Linked DNA regions of Homo sapiens: region 2 is linked to region 1. The links are chromatin contacts, found by Hi-C or POLR2A ChIA-PET in ENCODE. All regions are on one chromosome and are shown on one strand. Each heading gives the region's core, a stretch centred on a gene start or an enhancer-like site at or near the end of the contact. The rest is flanking DNA. Distances are from core to core; before and after follow the strand shown.

Region 1 (7,724 bases), core at 3,262-5,761:
CCACCGCTTAGACCCCTAAGCAAGCCTCTCTGGCCCGTAGCCCACAGACCTCGCCCCTTCCCCGCTCCCTATCACCTGCAAGCTCCGCCCAAGCAAGGCTCGGTCTCGGATTCTCACCCGGGCAGGGGGGCGGCCCGAAGCGTTGCAGGCAGCTGCTGCAGCACTTGTTGTCTGGGTTCCAGTATTCAAGGCGGCCGCAGTACTGGGAGGCTTCCGGCGGTGGCGCCAGGGCCAGAAGCAACAAGGCCGTCAGGAGGCATCGTCCAGGCCCCATCTGGGGGGCCGTGATAGCGGGACTTCCAAACACAGCGCCTCTGCTACACTTTCCGGGGAAATCGGGCAGAAGAAAGGACGCGGTGATGTGGGGGAACAGAATTCTCACGCCTCTTCGGAAGCCGGGAATCTACCCCCGAGCCCTCATCCCCCAACTGAGCCGGTTATCAGAGAAGCCCACAAGGCCACTAGGGGACTAACAGGGCTGCGGATCTAGATTGCAAGAATGCATATCCCACCTCTGCCGTGTCCTCACCCACCCACCCTCCCTTTTCCATCCCTAAAATAAGACAATGATAGCACCTGTCTCATAGGGTTATTGTGGAGAATTAGAACCGTCATTAGAAGTAAAGCAGGGGCTGGGTGTGGTGGCTCATGCCTGTAATCCCAACACTTTGGGAGGCCAAGACAGGAGGATCACTTGAGCCCAGGAGTTCGAGAGATCAGCCTGGACAACAAAATGAAACCCCATCTTTACAAAAAAAAAAAAAAAAAAAAAAAACAGCAAAGCACTTTGCCAAGTGCAGTGGCTCACGTCTGTAGTCCCTGCTACTAGGGAGGCCAAGGTAGGAGGATTGCTTGAGCCATGAATTACAGACCAGCCTGGGCAACACAGCAAGACCTCATCTCTAAAAACAAAAAAAACTGGCCGCCGGGCGCAGTGGCTCATGCCTGTAATCCCAACACTTTGGGAGGCCCAGGTGGGTGGATCACCTGAGGTCAGTAGTTCAAAACCAGCCTGGCCTACATGGTGAAACCCTGTCTCTATTAAAAATACAAAATTAGCCGGGCGTGGTAGCGCATGCCTGTAAATCCCAGCTACTTGGGAGGCTGAGGCAGAATTGCTTGAACCTGGGAAGTGGAGGCTGCAGTGAGCTGAGATCGTGCCATTGCACTCCAGCCTGGGCAACAGGAATGAAACTCCTTAAAAAAAACAAAAACAAACTAAAGTGCTGAAAACAGCACCTCACATACAGTAAACTCAGTGTTTAAGTGTAAGGCATTACTAACTCCCATCACAATTCGGCAGGCACGGAGGAGTCAGCCCCATACTGGCTGGAGACCACCTCCCAGCACCTCACCTCACCTTTGAATCCTAATCTCCTTGGGGCTAGGGCTCCTCCCACCTGCCACAACCAGGTCTCTCCCCCTTGAATAAGCCTCAGATGGAGGTGCTAAGGTTTTCAGCACAAAGGTGTCCCCACCCTACCAGTACCGTTAGGGTCCTGGGTCCCAAGCTGGCCGTGCCAAGTTCCTCAGCTGAAGTTGTGGCCAGGACCCAGTCTTGTTTCCCCTTTTCGTCACATGTGTGGGTGGAGGGAAATGCCAAACCACAGCAAAAGCAAGTTGATGCCGAAGTGAAACACGCAGCTTTATTAAGACAGGGGCGGTAGAAGAAGGTCTCCATGCTGAACAGATTACATTATGGAGCCCGGGAGCCTGGGAAGGATGGGGCAGGAGAGTGAAGGGGGCTTTGAGGAGAGGTCCTGCCAGGAACATCTGTCCCTGTTGGGGGTGAAGGGTAAGGGGGCCAGGGCCTCAGAAGCGGCCATGCCAGTGATCAGGGGAACACCGATGGTTCCTCTCTCGGGGATGGTGGCCAGTATGGAACCTCGGGGGTGACCTGGGAATAGGAGCGTTGAGAGTTCTGTTAGAACCCTGAGGAGTGGTGCAGAGATCCTGCAGGCCTGCCTCTCTGCTCTGGGATGAGGCAGGAGGGTGCTGAAATAACTAGAGTTCTAAGACACGACCTCAGTGGCCAGTATCAGGGGAACTCAGTGGCCAGTATCAGGGGTGGCAATCCAGGCTGGTCGTGGATTAGGGGTTCAGGCTGGTTTGGGGATTGGGACTTAGGTACTGGTCTCCAGATGGAGCTCAGAACTACTCTTAGGGTATAAGAGTCTTGGGAATGACCGGGCGCAGTGGTTCACGCCTGTAATCCCCACACTTTGGGAGGCCGAGATGGGTGGATTACCTGAGGTCCGGAGTTCGAGACCAGGCTGGCCAACGTGGTGAAACCCCATCTCTACTAAAAATACAAAAATTAGCCAGGCATGGTGGCAGGTGCCTATAATCCCAGCTACTTGGGAGGCTGAGAAAGGAGAATTGCTTGAACCTGGGAGGCAGAGGTTGCACTGAGCCAAGACTGCGCCTTTGCACTCCAGCCTGCGGAAGAAGAGCAAAACTCCGTCTCAAAAAAAAAAAAAAAAAAAAAAAAAAAAAACAGTCAGCCGGGAGTGGTGGCTCACGCCTGTAATCCCAGCACTTTGGGAGGGTGAGGCAGGTGGATCACGAGGTTAGGAGTTCAGACCAGCCTGGCCAAGATGGTGAAACCCCATCTCTACTAAAAACACAAAAATTAGCCGGGCATGGTGGCAGGTGCCTGTAATCCCAGCTATTTGGGAGGCTGAGGCAGAGAATTGCTTGAACCCGGGAGGCGGAAGTTGCCATGAACCAAGATGGTGCCAATGCACTCCAGCCTGGGCAACAGAGTGAGGCTCCATCTCAAAAAAAAAAAAAAAAAAAAAAGATTCTTGGGAACGTGGTTACTGGGGCTTAGGGTTAGGCTCATCTGAGGATATAGGGGCCTTAGGACATGAGGAGACATAGCAGGCTGGTCCTGAGGTACCTGCGCCTGGGTCCCCGCCCATAGAGCTGCCTCTGGAGGTTCTGGGAAATGGGCCGCAGATGCATGAAGTTGCAGAAGCCACCTCGGGTACATTCCCTGCATAGAGGGTAGAGAGATGGAGGAAGCCATTGTCACTGACAGCCCCTACCACGCATTCAAAGTCTGGGATTCCAAGTGCCCATCCCACCCTTGAACTACCATACCCCATCTCATACTGGCGACAGCATGACTCCCGGAAGTCAGTGACAGGAGACAGCTCACCGTGCACAGCCTGCCCGTTGAACCAGCGGTTACTGAGTTCAGCCACGGCCCGCTCTCCATCCTCCTCCCTCCGGAACTGCAGGAAATGTCAGTCAGGGTCAGCAGGAGAACTCAGAGATCTTCAGGGGACTCACTACCCGCTCTGGGGCTGGACTGGATTTAGTGATGAAATTCAAGCTGAGAGCCTACAGTGGCCACCATCAGGCATTGAAACGCCTCCACTTCTGGGCCCTAAGTGGGGGGCAGCAAGCACCTTGACATAGACGTTGCCCACGAGGTGGTCCCCAAGGTTGTCGCACACATTCATCTCTTCAATCTCCCCATACTTCTCCTGCAGTTCTGTGAACACCTCCTGTGGAAGACGGGGAGGAACTCAGCTGAGCTCCCACAAGAAACCCCATCTGCCCCTACCAACCCTCACCTCGAAGAAGCTATCATAGTGCTCCTGCACCTCCACGTCACTCACATGACCTGGGGTGGGGGCGGGCAGGGTGGAATCAGAGTGTAGCCTACTGGGGGCTGTTCACCTTGCCCCCAGGCCTGGTCCCTTACTCACAGTGTGATCCGTCTGCAGTTTGGGCTGTGTTCTGTGGATTCCGGTACAGGTTGAGCAGCACTATGGTCTGCACAGAATTTAAAAGGGGCGGGGCCTGAGCTCAGAGGGCAGGGCTGCATGAACAGAGAGTGAGGCATGAAGGTTGGGGGTGGAACCTTACACCCCAGCCTAAGCATCATGAGTGCATCGGCGATCCTTTGCCCCTAAGAAACCAGAAAAGGGATGGAGGGGACTGGCAAGGATGAACAGCGGGATGGAAGGGACTGGCAAAGATGAACAGCCGCCGTGTGTAGCCTGTACGCATGGGGGCGCGACCAAGTTCCCGGGAAAACGGCACGAAGACCGGTGGGAGGAGCCTGCAGAAAGGTCCAATGAGAAAAAAAGCCGGGCGGTGGGGAGGGACTCAGGAACCCGGAATAGGCGGGACATGGTGACGACGGCCCCAGAAGGGGAAGGGCCAGGGAGCCGTTAACCCCCGAGGCTCCGTGCCGGGTCTCACCTGGCTGAATGTCGGCTTGTTGTGAAGCCGGGAGCACCGGTCCCCGTGCCGGCAGACCCCGATCTTAAAGTAAAAAGAGCAGTTAACCCTGGAAAAGGTGCAAAGACAAAGGTGAACCGAGGGCCGGGGAAGCTGGGCACCCCAGAAACACCGCCCCACCACCCAGGACCCCAGTACCCCGGCCCCGACCCCCCGAGAGTCCACTCCCAGCGCCCGTTCTCACTTGTCCTTCTCAGTCCCGAATATCGAAGCTAAATATTCAGCCATTTTTACCCAAGCCCTCCAGGTCTGGCTGCTCTTACGTCACTTCCGTTGCTTAGGAGCACTGGGAAGTGTAGTTCGTTGCCCTCTCCAGGCGCTTACCAAGCGCTCGGAAACGCCCCAGGGCGCTTGCGCGTGGGAGGCGCGCGCCCTCCCCATAGACTCCCCGGTAGGAGTTCTTTTAACAGCGCATGCGTGCAGTGTTGCCTCGCCCAAAGAAGACTACAATCTCCAGGGAAACCTGGGGCGTCTCGCGCAAACGTCCATAACTGAAAGTAGCTAAGGCACCCCAGCCGGAGGAAGTGAGCTCTCCTGGTGAGTTGGGGGTCGTTTCGCCCACCCTAGTAAATATAAAGAGCTCTTTAATCCAGCCAGCTTACTAGTGGGGGTGGGGATGCCCTGCTTTCAGCAAACCGACCTTTACATTTATCTCTGATTTGTTCTAATAGGGGCGTGGTTGTTCGTGATCCTTGCATCTGTTACTTAGGGTCAAGGCTTGGGTCTTGCCCCGCAGACCCTTGGGACGACCCGGCCCCAGCGCAGCTATGAACCTGGAGCGAGTGTCCAATGAGGAGAAATTGAACCTGTGCCGGAAGTACTACCTGGGTAAGGCAGATCGCTAGGGTCCCAGGAGAAGAGAGGGGACTGGACTAGAGCACCCGAGGGAAGAGGGCCTCGGGGCCTGGATTCTTAAGTCTAAGAGATGAAGGACCTGCGAACGCCGACTCCTGGATTTGAGTGGGGAGGGCCTGGGTCCTGAGGAATGAGGAAGCTGGGGCCTCAATTTCTGGATCCCAAGAGAGGAGGGGGATTGAGGGCCTGGACTCTTGGGTCCTGTGAAAGAGATGGTTGAGGAATCAGATTCCTGGATCCCAAAGAGGAGCCAGATTCCTGAGTCCCTGACAACAGAAATCTCCATTTGAACTTGGGTGTGGGAGAGTTTCTTCCAAATAGATCTCGGTGGGAGTTGGAGAAGATCTTCATTGCCTTATGAGGTTTTGGGGTTTGTTTGTTTGTTTTTCTTTCTCCCTAGGGGGGTTTGCTTTCCTGCCTTTTCTCTGGTTGGTCAACATCTTCTGGTTCTTCCGAGAGGCCTTCCTTGTCCCAGCCTACACAGAACAGAGCCAAATCAAAGGCTGTGAGTCTAGAGCACAGAGGAGGGAGGCCAGTGGCAGGGGAGAGGGGGAAGCGGGGAATCTTGGTGGGAAGGGACAATGGAGGATCCAAAATGTTGGGGCTCTGGGTGAGAAGGGAAGGCTGGTCTAGGGAAGTCTGGAGAGCAGCCGGAGGCCAACCCTTCCAGCTTCTGTTTCCCATGACAGATGTCTGGCGCTCAGCTGTGGGCTTCCTCTTCTGGGTGATAGTGCTCACCTCCTGGATCACCATCTTCCAGATCTACCGGCCCCGCTGGGGTGCCCTTGGGGACTACCTCTCCTTCACCATACCCCTGGGCACCCCCTGACAACTTCTGCACATACTGGGGCCCTGCTTATTCTCCCAGGACAGGCTCCTTAAAGCAGAGGAGCCTGTCCTGGGAGCCCCTTCTCAAACTCCTAAGACTTGTTTTCATGTCCCACGTTCTCTGCTGACATCCCCCAATAAAGGACCCTAACTTTCGATACTGACTTCCTGGGATCTTTTAGAGGTTGAGGCATAAATGATTATTAATATTTAAAAACATCTGTTGAGAGCTTTGTACGAGGCTTAGTATTTAGACATGATGTACATTTTTTACAGTGCATACTACTCATAATCTTCTGAACTAGGAACTTTCCTGCTCAGGAAACTATTAGATGAGAAACTAAGAAAGGAATAGTGCTTCCATTTCTTTTTCTTTTTTCTTTTTTTTTTTTTTTTTTGAGACAGAGTCTTGCTCTGTCAGCCAGGCTGGAGTGCAGTGGTAGGATCGGCCTAGTGCTTCCATTTCTAGGGGCTGTTATCCTGTACTGGTAGTCGTGAATTCAAAAATATAACTTTCCTACTGTGGGCTGCAGTATTCTCATCAGAAGTGTAGATCACGATGCTACTTCCTGGGATTTATCTGGACCAAGACGTGTGACAAATGGAAGTTTCCCGTTTTCTGAAGGAAGTGTTGTCTGCAAAAATAAAAATAGTCAAGAGCTTTCTCAGAGAATCCTTCCTTGACCATCCATCTTATTTAAAATTCAATCACCACCTTGATATTCCTATGTCCCTTTCAGGCTACACTTTTTTTGTGGGTTTTTTTTTTGGGGGGGGAGAGGGGTTTGTTGTTGTTGTCTGTTTGTTTTTCTAGATGGAGTCTTGCTCTGTCACCCAGGCTGGAGTGCAGAGGTCCGATCTCGGCTCACTGCAACCTCCGCCTCCCGGGTTCAAGCGATTCTCCTGCCTCAAACTCTCGAATAGCTGGGATTACAGGCGCATGCCACCATGCCCGGCTAATTTTTGTATTTTTAGTAAAGACTGGGTTTCACCATGTTGGCCAGGCTGGTCTCGAACTCCTGGTCACAGGTGATCTGCCTGCCTAGGCCTCCCAAAGAGCTGGGATTTACAGGCGTGAGCCACCATGCCCCGCCCAGATCATATTCTTTCTCCTATTACATTTCACTTAAAATTTACTTGTTTACTGTTTATCTTCCCTCCTTTAAAAGATAAGCTCCATTAGCGCAGGGATTTTTGTCTATTCTGTTCCTCAAGGTGTCTCCAATGCCTAGAAGAGTGCCCGACACACTAATAAATATTTGCAAAATGAATGAAGTTGTACCTGCAAAGAGATTAACAGATACCTGGCACCTAGCGAGTGCTCAGTGAGAGGGAACCCAACGTTATTTTACATTAGTCTTCCTCTTAGGGATGAAGGGACCCCAACGGTTGGTTAAATCCGGTAAAGAGCTAACTTGGTGTTGCTCAACCCTTCTCACACTACAAGTCCCGGGAAGCCTCGCGATGCCCTAATCCTTTGTTTCCCACCGTGCCCCGCGCGGCGCAGGCGCTGTTACTCAGGGTGAGTCTGGGAAGCTGGAACTACACCTCCCAGGAAGCTAGGGGGTAGATGGTTTGTTTCCGGAAGCAAAGCCCCAGGTGGGTGGGACCTAAAGCTGGGAGACTACGGAGGCAGCTCTCAATTGGTCAGGATGCGAGATTGACGGCTGCAATAACTAATAGGAACAAGCTACTGCCGAAGGGGCCCGCCCACAGAAGGGTGGTGGCCACGGTCCAGGCTGGACACAACCAAAGGCGGAGGACCCGTGGCCCACGAAGCTCAT
Region 2 (7,724 bases), core at 2,318-4,817, 7.9 Mb after region 1:
GGCGGCCGCGGTGGTGGCAGTGCCCGTGTGGCCCAGAGGCACGGTCCAGAGCACCACATTCGGGCGCTCTGGGGCTGGGAAGGGAGTGGGTGCTGTGGGGACCGAAGCAGGCGCAGCGCCTGGGTCGCCAGGATCCAATCCAAGCAGCATGTCCACCACAAGGCCCACGTCAGCCTTGCCAGCCACGGCCAGGTCTAGCCGTGCGCTGCCCAGGCGCTCCAGGCCTGAGCGCACCCACGACAGCGCAGCCTCAAGGCCGCCGGTCTCAAAGGCCTCACGCACAGCCTCTAGCTCTGCTGCACCCAACACCTCGAAGCCATCCTGCGCCGGTGGCAGGAGCCTGTGGGGACAAGAAGGGACAGGGTCAAAGGTAGAAGAGGGGCTGGGTGACATGGACTGGGCTATGATGACAAGGGCAGAGCTTTCCTAATGATCCCAGAATGGGGCAGGGGTAGGAAAGGGAAGGGCCAGACTGATGGCACAGCAAATAGAAACCAGATAGGGAGAGGCAGTGATGATATGGGTGGGGCTTCAAGCAATAATGGAGTCTTGATTATTGGACGGGTGGACATAAGGTCAGGTTTCCCACCCCAGCCTAAAATGGGGATTGGGCTAAAACTTCCATGGAATACAGTATTTGGGGGCGGGGTTTTTCCAAGGGTCGGCTGTGCTGGGTGGGACAAAGCTCACAGAGGGTGGGGCCTAGAACAAAGAATCGCAACTGTATTGTGGCCTAAACACAAGTCCAGCACTATTTGAGACAAGGTCCCCAAGGGCACTCTTTTCAGGGGCTGGGCCTAAGGAGGGTCAGTGAGGGGAGAAATCTCATCTACCAGTTCTTACCAAGGGGGAGTGGCTAAGGTGACTCCCGGGCAGGTGAGGCTAAGGAAAAAAGATGACAGTGTACTGGGACAAGGGACTGTCCCTCTCTGAGCCTCGTTTTAAAGTCTTTAAAATGAGGAGGCTGGCAGGTGGTAGAGCAAATCCAGGAGGTAGCCAGCAAGTGGGCACAGAAACAAGAGGGAGCTGGAGAAAGGAGGTAGATGAGGATGCCCCAAAATAATAAAGCTCATTGCGGGTGTGGCTTTAGGTGCTTGAAAACAAAACTGATGGTGGGGAGGGCTCAAAGATTAGAGTTTTCAGGTAAAATCTTCCAGGGGGCTGGGCAGAGAGTCTCACGACTGTAATCCCAGCACTTTGGGAGGCCAAGGAGGGTGGATCACCTTGGTGGGGGCAGGGCCTGGAAAAAGGAGCCTCAGGGCCCCAGCAGATAAAGTGTTAAGCCTTTCCCTTTTAATTCTAGGGCTTTGGGAAGCCTGGGTGGGGGCATGGCTTGAGGCCAAGAGTTCAAGACCAGCCTGGGGAAACAGTGAGATGCTGTTTTGCAGCCTGTAGTATTAGCTACTCTGGAGGCTGAGGCAGGAGGATCATTTGAGCCCAGGAGGTGGAGGCCGTCAGTGAGCTAGGATCGCGGCACTGCACTCCAGCCTGGGCGACAGAGTGAGAACCTGTCTCAAAAAAAAAGGCCGGGTGTGGTGGTTCACGCCTGTAATCCTAGCACTTTGGGAGGCTGAGGCGGGAGTATTGCTTAAGGCCAGGAGTTCAAATTCAACCTAGCCAACATAGCGAGACCCTGTCTCTCAGGAAAAAAAAAAAAATAATAATAATAGAGCTAAGCCTTGCCCCAAACTCACTGGGGGAGGGATCTCATGGACCTCCATGGTCGCACCTAGGTGCCTAGGGTCTCGACTAACGGACCCAGCCAGAAAGCCGGCACTCACCTCCGCAGCGCTTCTGCCTGGCTCTGCAGCGCCGCCCGGAGGCGCTCTAGCTCCTCGCAGCCGTCGCTGCTGCCGCAGTTCGCCGGTAGCACAAACAGATCCGCAGCTCCTAACCCCGCGCTGTTCAGCAGAGCTGCTGTCTGATCACGGGCCTGGGCGGCAGTCTGTGAATCCCCAGGACGGAGGTTCCGCACAGCCAGTAGCGGGGTCCCTCGGGCCAGGGCGGCCAGCGCTGCCTCTCCCAGGGCTGGAGCCAACGGTTCCCCGTTCCCCTCGGGTCCGGGCAGCACCAGTACCAGCACGTTGGCTTCCGCCGCCCAGGGCCCCGGCGCTGCGGGTGGGCAGCTCAGCTCGCCCAGAAAAAGGCCTGGGCCCGCAGCTCTTAGGCTGGGAACCCCGGAGTCCGGCCGTCCCTCGGGGGCCTCGAGCGTCTCCACATCCTTGTCGCACAGCGCTGCGATCAGCGCGGACTTCCCCAAGCCCGGAGGCCCCAGGAACAAGGCGGTCACGTCACCCTGCGGCGGAGGCATGGCTGGAAAGCAACGGGTAGAGAAGACCTGGGTCAGGGAGCACCTAGCCTTTTCCTTTCCTAGCCGCCCCACTCGGAACCCAGGCCTCAGTCCTTCACCCTGTCCCCTTCGGTTCTTGAGTGTCACTCTCCAGGACCTAAAAAATCCAGAGCCCAGACCCTATTCCCCCAGAATCCCAGGCGTCCTGTCTGTCCGCCCTCCCTCTAGATGGAAACGTTTCCCTTTCTGCTTCAAAAACTCTGAAATCAGGCGCGGTGGCTCATGCCTGTAATCCCAGTGCTTTGGGAGGCCGAGGCCGGAGGATCGCTTGAGGCCAGGAATTCGAGACCAGCCTGGCCAACATGTGGGGGGACTCTCTGGTAGAGTCTCCGTCTCGATAAAAAATAAAATTTAGCCGGGCATGGTGGTGTGCGCCTGTAGCCCCAGCTACTCGGAAGGCTGCGGCGGGAGGATCGCTTGAGCCCAGGACTTGGAGGCTGCAGTGGGCCGTGATCACACCACCGCACTCCAGCCCAGGCGACAGAGCAAGACCCTCTCTGAAAAATAAATAAAAATAAAACCTCAGAAATCTGGCTTCCAGTCCCTCCTCCCTCGGACACATTGTTATTTTCATCTTTCCCCTTCCCCCTTCCAAATCACCAACCGAGCAAAAAGCCGACCCACGGGAGAGAGCGCAGTCGGTGGCAGTAGGTCAGCAGCTGAGAAGCCCGGCCCCTGGGCCGCGGCGGACGGAGGCCGAAGAGGCCAGGGAGCGGTGATTTAGAGATGCCGGGACCCGTCCCGGTAGCTTTAACCTGACGTCACTCCCTCTCCCAAGGGGGTGTGTCTTGGAAGGCCGACAGCAGAGACCCAGCCCTTCGCCGCGCCTGCGCAGAACGGCCGAAGTGTGCACGCCCCTCTTTGGCGGCCTCAGGGCCTAGAACAATGAATGAGTCAACGCGCCTGCGCGCCACGAGAGCCTACCCACGCATGCGCAAAAGGCTTAGCTAGCTAAGCCGCGGGAGGCTGAACGTCATCAAACGCGCCATAGGGCAGAGAAGGACCCCTCCCGTTATTTTGAGGACCGGGCTGGTGCGACTATACTACTGCCGGATGGCAAATCCGGGATCTCGGCTCCGAGAGGCTCATCTGGCAAAAGGGCGCGGAAACCACGGGGGCCCTGAGACTGAGTGGTCCCTATCCCACTTCTCTCTGGGGCGGCGCTGTAGCCAGCGGCTGACAGGCGCAGCGAAAGGCAGCCCTCTGCTGTAAGGAGGAAAACTGAGGCCTGGGAGCAGGAACCTGTAGGCAGCGCTTGAGGGTAGCGGGATAGCAGCTGCAAGCGCGCGTGGGAGGCGGGGGCTCTGGGCGGAACAAAAATCACAGGATGTCAGAGGATGTTTCCCGGGAAGAACTGGGATAAAGGGTGGGTATCACTACCTGCCCCAAGACACTTGAGATTGGGATGACGCTGGTGTCAAAGATCAAGGCTTCCACGCTGAGTTCAGGGAGTTAGTTTGATGCAGCAGGTCATAGGTCACACCAGTGAGAAGACTCTAGGGGAGTCCCAAACCCAGGAAATCCAGTCCTTTGGGAGGTTTGAAGCTTCTTTTAGCAAGAACTCCATCAATTAGAGTTCAAGGAGATAGTATGTCGTAGGGGTCAAAGGCAGGCAAGGAGAGCCTCTGGCGATGTCAAAGGTCATAGACTTAGGGTGCCCTCTAAGACTGGTAACAGATGAACAGCTTCACTTATGCACGCTCCTCTCCTGACTAGAAGGGTCCCAGCACCATGGAGGACCCGAACCCTGAAGAGAACATGAAGCAGCAGGATTCACCCAAGGAGAGAAGTCCCCAGAGCCCAGGAGGCAACATCTGTGAGTACACATGGCTGGCGGGCTAGAGGAGGGTGGGGTGCAGGAGCTGATGCTAAGATCTCTGTGGCACTTCGGTGTCCAAGGCGCCACAGAGTTTTGCCTGTTGAGAAGGGGCTGTAATGGTCCCTGAGCTGCTCTAGCAGGAAGTGCATCTCCTCACACCAGCTTATGTGGCCAGAGTACTCACCCTCCTCTGGCCACATAAGCAGGATTGCAATGCTTATGCATTCAGAGGGATAGGGTGGCTTCCAGGAGAGGCTTGGGTTGGAGATGTGGCTGGGAATGGTTCTATTGGGAGAGAAACCCCAAGATTCTGGTCCCAACTCTGCCCTAGACTTTCAGTGTAACTTGGGCCTTGGTTTCCTTGACTGTCAAAAGAGGGTGGTACTTCCCACCTCACAGGGTGGGTATGGGATTAACTGCAGCAAAGGGGAAAGCTAGGGGTTAATGATGGTAGCCAGTTTGACATGTAATAGCAACACCTCCTGCTCAGTGTTTTATTATGAGCTAGGTGTATTTATTCTCATATTATGAACCATTTTAACATTCATTATCTCATTGAGTCCTTCTAATAATAGGCCCTTTAAACTGGGAACTGAGGCAGAGAGAGGTATTTGTAACAAGAGCTGTAGTCTCAATGCCCTTGAGCCAGAGACTACCAGGAACACACCTGCAGTTGAACACGTTGGGTTTCTCACTGCAATGAACACAGACCATGGGGGGACTGTGGGGTGTCTCACTAAGAATGGTAAAAACGACACAGGATTTGGGCTTGTGGGTGGTGATTTTGGGGAAGGTTCAAGCAAAATTGTTTTGCTCTGGATTGGATGCTACCAGGAAGCAGGGGCAATTCTATGATTGGCTATCGTAATAAATCTTACCCAGAAGGAGGAAGGAAGGAGGCGAGGCTCAAGCTCTGACTGATAAAGCAGCAGCAGACATTCACATTAGCCAGGATAGGAGGATGTTTGGTCATTTTTCTGCTTGGACAGTATTCATATTTTGTCTGTGCTCAGACATTATGATGATGTAGTCTTGTCTTGATTCATTTTAGTCACAGCGTGGCCTTGTCTGTCCTTGATATTCTGTGAAAATTTATGTTCAACAGAACACCAAGGTCTAGCTGTGAGTACCAGGCCAGATCCTGGATGTCGGGCTGGATTTCTCTGTATCATTAGTCATAATTGCAAATGACTGTACAGCAATTCATTTATTCCTTCCAACGGTCCTATGGAGTAGATACTGTTATTAGCCCATTTTCCAGATAAGGAAACTGGTGTAATTGCCTAGGAAGTGGTGGAGGTGAGATTCAATCCCAAGCAGTCTGGCTCCAAAGGCTGTGCTGTAATCACCATACCCCTCTGTTGGGCAGGCTGACTCTCTGGGTTCCAACCCTGGCTCCACCATTTCCTTTCCTAGCCTCATGACTATGGGCAACTTGCCTAACCTCTTTGAATCTCAGTTTGCTCATCCATAAAATAGGTGCAAGAACAGTTCTCCTGTTTGGTTGTCCAGCATTAGCATAGAACCTAGCACATAACACATTCAATGTTAATTGTTGGTGTGATTCTGGGGTTCAGGAAGAGGTCTTGGAGACTCCTGCTGGCCTCCCCTGACCTCTCCCCCACATTCCTCAGGCCACCTGGGGGCCCCGAAGTGCACCCGCTGCCTCATCACCTTCGCAGATTCCAAGTTCCAGGAGCGTCACATGAAGCGGGAGCACCCAGCGGACTTCGTGGCCCAGAAGCTGCAGGGGGTCCTCTTCATCTGCTTCACCTGCGCCCGCTCCTTCCCCTCCTCCAAAGCCCTAATCACCCACCAGCGCAGCCACGGTCCAGCCGCCAAGCCCACCCTGCCGGTTGCAACCACTACTGCCCAGCCCACCTTCCCTTGTCCTGACTGTGGCAAGACCTTTGGGCAGGCTGTTTCTCTGAGGCGGCACCGCCAGATGCATGAGGTCCGTGCCCCTCCTGGCACCTTCGCCTGCACAGAGTGCGGTCAGGACTTTGCTCAGGAAGCAGGGCTGCATCAACACTACATTCGGCATGCCCGGGGGGAGCTCTGAGTGCAGCTTAAGCCTCTCCACGGTGACGGGTGGCTCTGTGGCTGGTAGGACTCACCCATGATATGGGGTGCAGGAACTCTGGGGGCCCTGAAGGATTTGCTTCCCTCCCCTGGGAAGGCAGAGGGCTCTTAATAAAGAGGACCCAGAAGATTCTTATTTAGAGCTTCAGTCTTTGGAGCACACAGGGCCTTCGTGAGACAGTGAAATCAGATAATAATGAGATCTTTTGTTAAAAAAAAAAAATGGGAAGGGAGTGCGGGAGAGAAATGGTTTGTGTCTCCCTTATTCCCAGTTAAATACCTAGCTGCAGATTGTGCCATCACCCTTCATTCTTCCCAGATGGATGCCATGGGCTATGGGAGCAAATTGCCCTGGACCTTTGCCTGAATGGGGGCAGGAAAGGTGAGGTGTTGCTGGCCTGTAATGCCACCAGGTGAGTTCCAGATGTGGAGCAACTTGGGCTTTTGGGGATGGGGCAGCAAAGTTGGGAGCTGGACCCCAATTGAGTGGGGGTAGCAATTGGAGTCCTTGTGTCTCTTTTCCACCCCCTGCCATCCTCACTTAGAGGGGCCATGGCACTAGATGGCACTAGTCCCCCGATAATTTATGTCTCGTTGAAATAATTTTGTATATCATTCTAGTCCTGAAATATTTTTTTCATATGTGTAGGTGAAATGGTATGAATAAGCTAACAGGAATAGTATCTAAAAACAGAAAACATCCATATTAAAATGTCTAAACAGGGAGCTCTGGCTTTTGAGTGGGAATTTCCAGAGAACATAAGGGTGTGGGCAGGTGGGGGAACTCAGGCCAGAGTTGGCCTCGCTTTGTGGGGAAACTGGTTTGGAATCAAACAGAGATACCTTCTGTTTCGGGTTTTATTTGGCCAACACTGGGAGATTTCCCATTAAGATCCTATTTTCAGCTCTCTTGAAAGGCCCAACCTAGGCTGACATTGTCAGCAGGGGCAGGACAGAAGTTACAACAGGCTGGAGGGAGCAGTGGGTGTCACCCTCAACTGGAGATGAGTCCCACCAGGCCAGTTTTACCCCCTTAGTTACCTGCCCTGCACCTGCAGACAATGGTCGATGCCTTGCATATAATACTTATAGACTCTGTTTATGTTGAGGGATGTTTTTAAAGCCCACAGGTGAGGTGGATGTGGTAGACTGATCACTGTCTCTGTTTTTAGCTAGGCACACAGTAGCTGAAAAGACTGCATTTCCCAGATTCCTTTGCAGCTAGATGTGGCCTTGTGACTGATTTCTGGCTAAATTCCTGGGTAGAACAGTCAAGCTTAAGAAAGGGACGGCTGGGCACAGTGGCTCACGCCTGTAATCCCAGCACTTTGTGAGGCTGAGGCCGGTGGATCACCTGAGGTCAGGAGTTTGAGACCAGCCTGGCCAACATGGTGAAACCCTGTCTCTACCAAAAATACAAAAATTAGCCGGGTGTGGTGGCATATGCCTGTAATCCCAGCTACTTGGGAGGCT

The links. Hi-C counts contacts between places; a loop is a spot of excess contacts on that map. ChIA-PET counts read pairs that join two places held with the same protein, here RNA polymerase II (POLR2A). Pooled maps may share reads with other maps.
Region 2: a loop to region 1 is called in a map of heart right ventricle, with 24 times the contacts of the local background. The contact joins the promoter of ZNF576 here to the promoter of U2AF1L4 in region 1. A Hi-C loop is called at or near these places in 2 of 168 maps with a recorded cell type or tissue (heart right ventricle and sciatic nerve) and 4 of 50 pooled maps. POLR2A ChIA-PET finds 5 or more read pairs at or near these places in 1 of 52 experiments (endothelial cell of umbilical vein).

Annotation. Positions count from the first base shown.
Region 1 is chr19:35,740,907-35,748,630 of GRCh38, forward strand. U2AF1L4 (U2 small nuclear RNA auxiliary factor 1 like 4) reads right to left here and starts at 4,512. Exons shown (of 6, transcript NM_001040425.3): 1 at 4,442-4,512; 2 at 4,219-4,306; 3 at 3,417-3,515; 4 at 3,106-3,239; 5 at 2,903-2,998; 6 at 1,621-1,897. The coding sequence starts at 4,485. The coding sequence ends at 1,813. PSENEN (presenilin enhancer, gamma-secretase subunit) reads left to right here and starts at 4,745. Exons shown (of 4, transcript NM_172341.4): 1 at 4,745-4,794; 2 at 4,929-5,085; 3 at 5,513-5,617; 4 at 5,802-6,613. The coding sequence starts at 5,025. The coding sequence ends at 5,941. IGFLR1 (IGF like family receptor 1) reads right to left here and starts at 1,546. Exons shown (of 5, transcript NM_024660.4): 1 at 1,490-1,546; 2 at 118-317. The coding sequence starts at 274. LIN37 (lin-37 DREAM MuvB core complex component) reads left to right here and starts at 7,670. Exons shown (of 9, transcript NM_019104.3): 1 at 7,670-7,724. RefSeq lists enhancers at 1,299-1,728, 6,924-7,438, 7,340-7,399, 7,439-7,724 and a silencer at 3,064-3,224.
Region 2 is chr19:43,593,028-43,600,751 of GRCh38, forward strand. It overlaps ZNF576 (zinc finger protein 576), which reads left to right and starts at 3,568. Exons shown (of 3, transcript NM_001145347.2): 1 at 3,568-3,716; 2 at 4,067-4,166; 3 at 5,804-7,724. The coding sequence starts at 4,082. The coding sequence ends at 6,231. It overlaps IRGQ (immunity related GTPase Q), which reads right to left and starts at 3,107. Exons shown (of 3, transcript NM_001007561.3): 1 at 2,955-3,107; 2 at 1,782-2,313; 3 at 1-340. The coding sequence starts at 2,311. RefSeq lists enhancers at 1,731-2,527, 2,713-2,782, 3,183-3,602.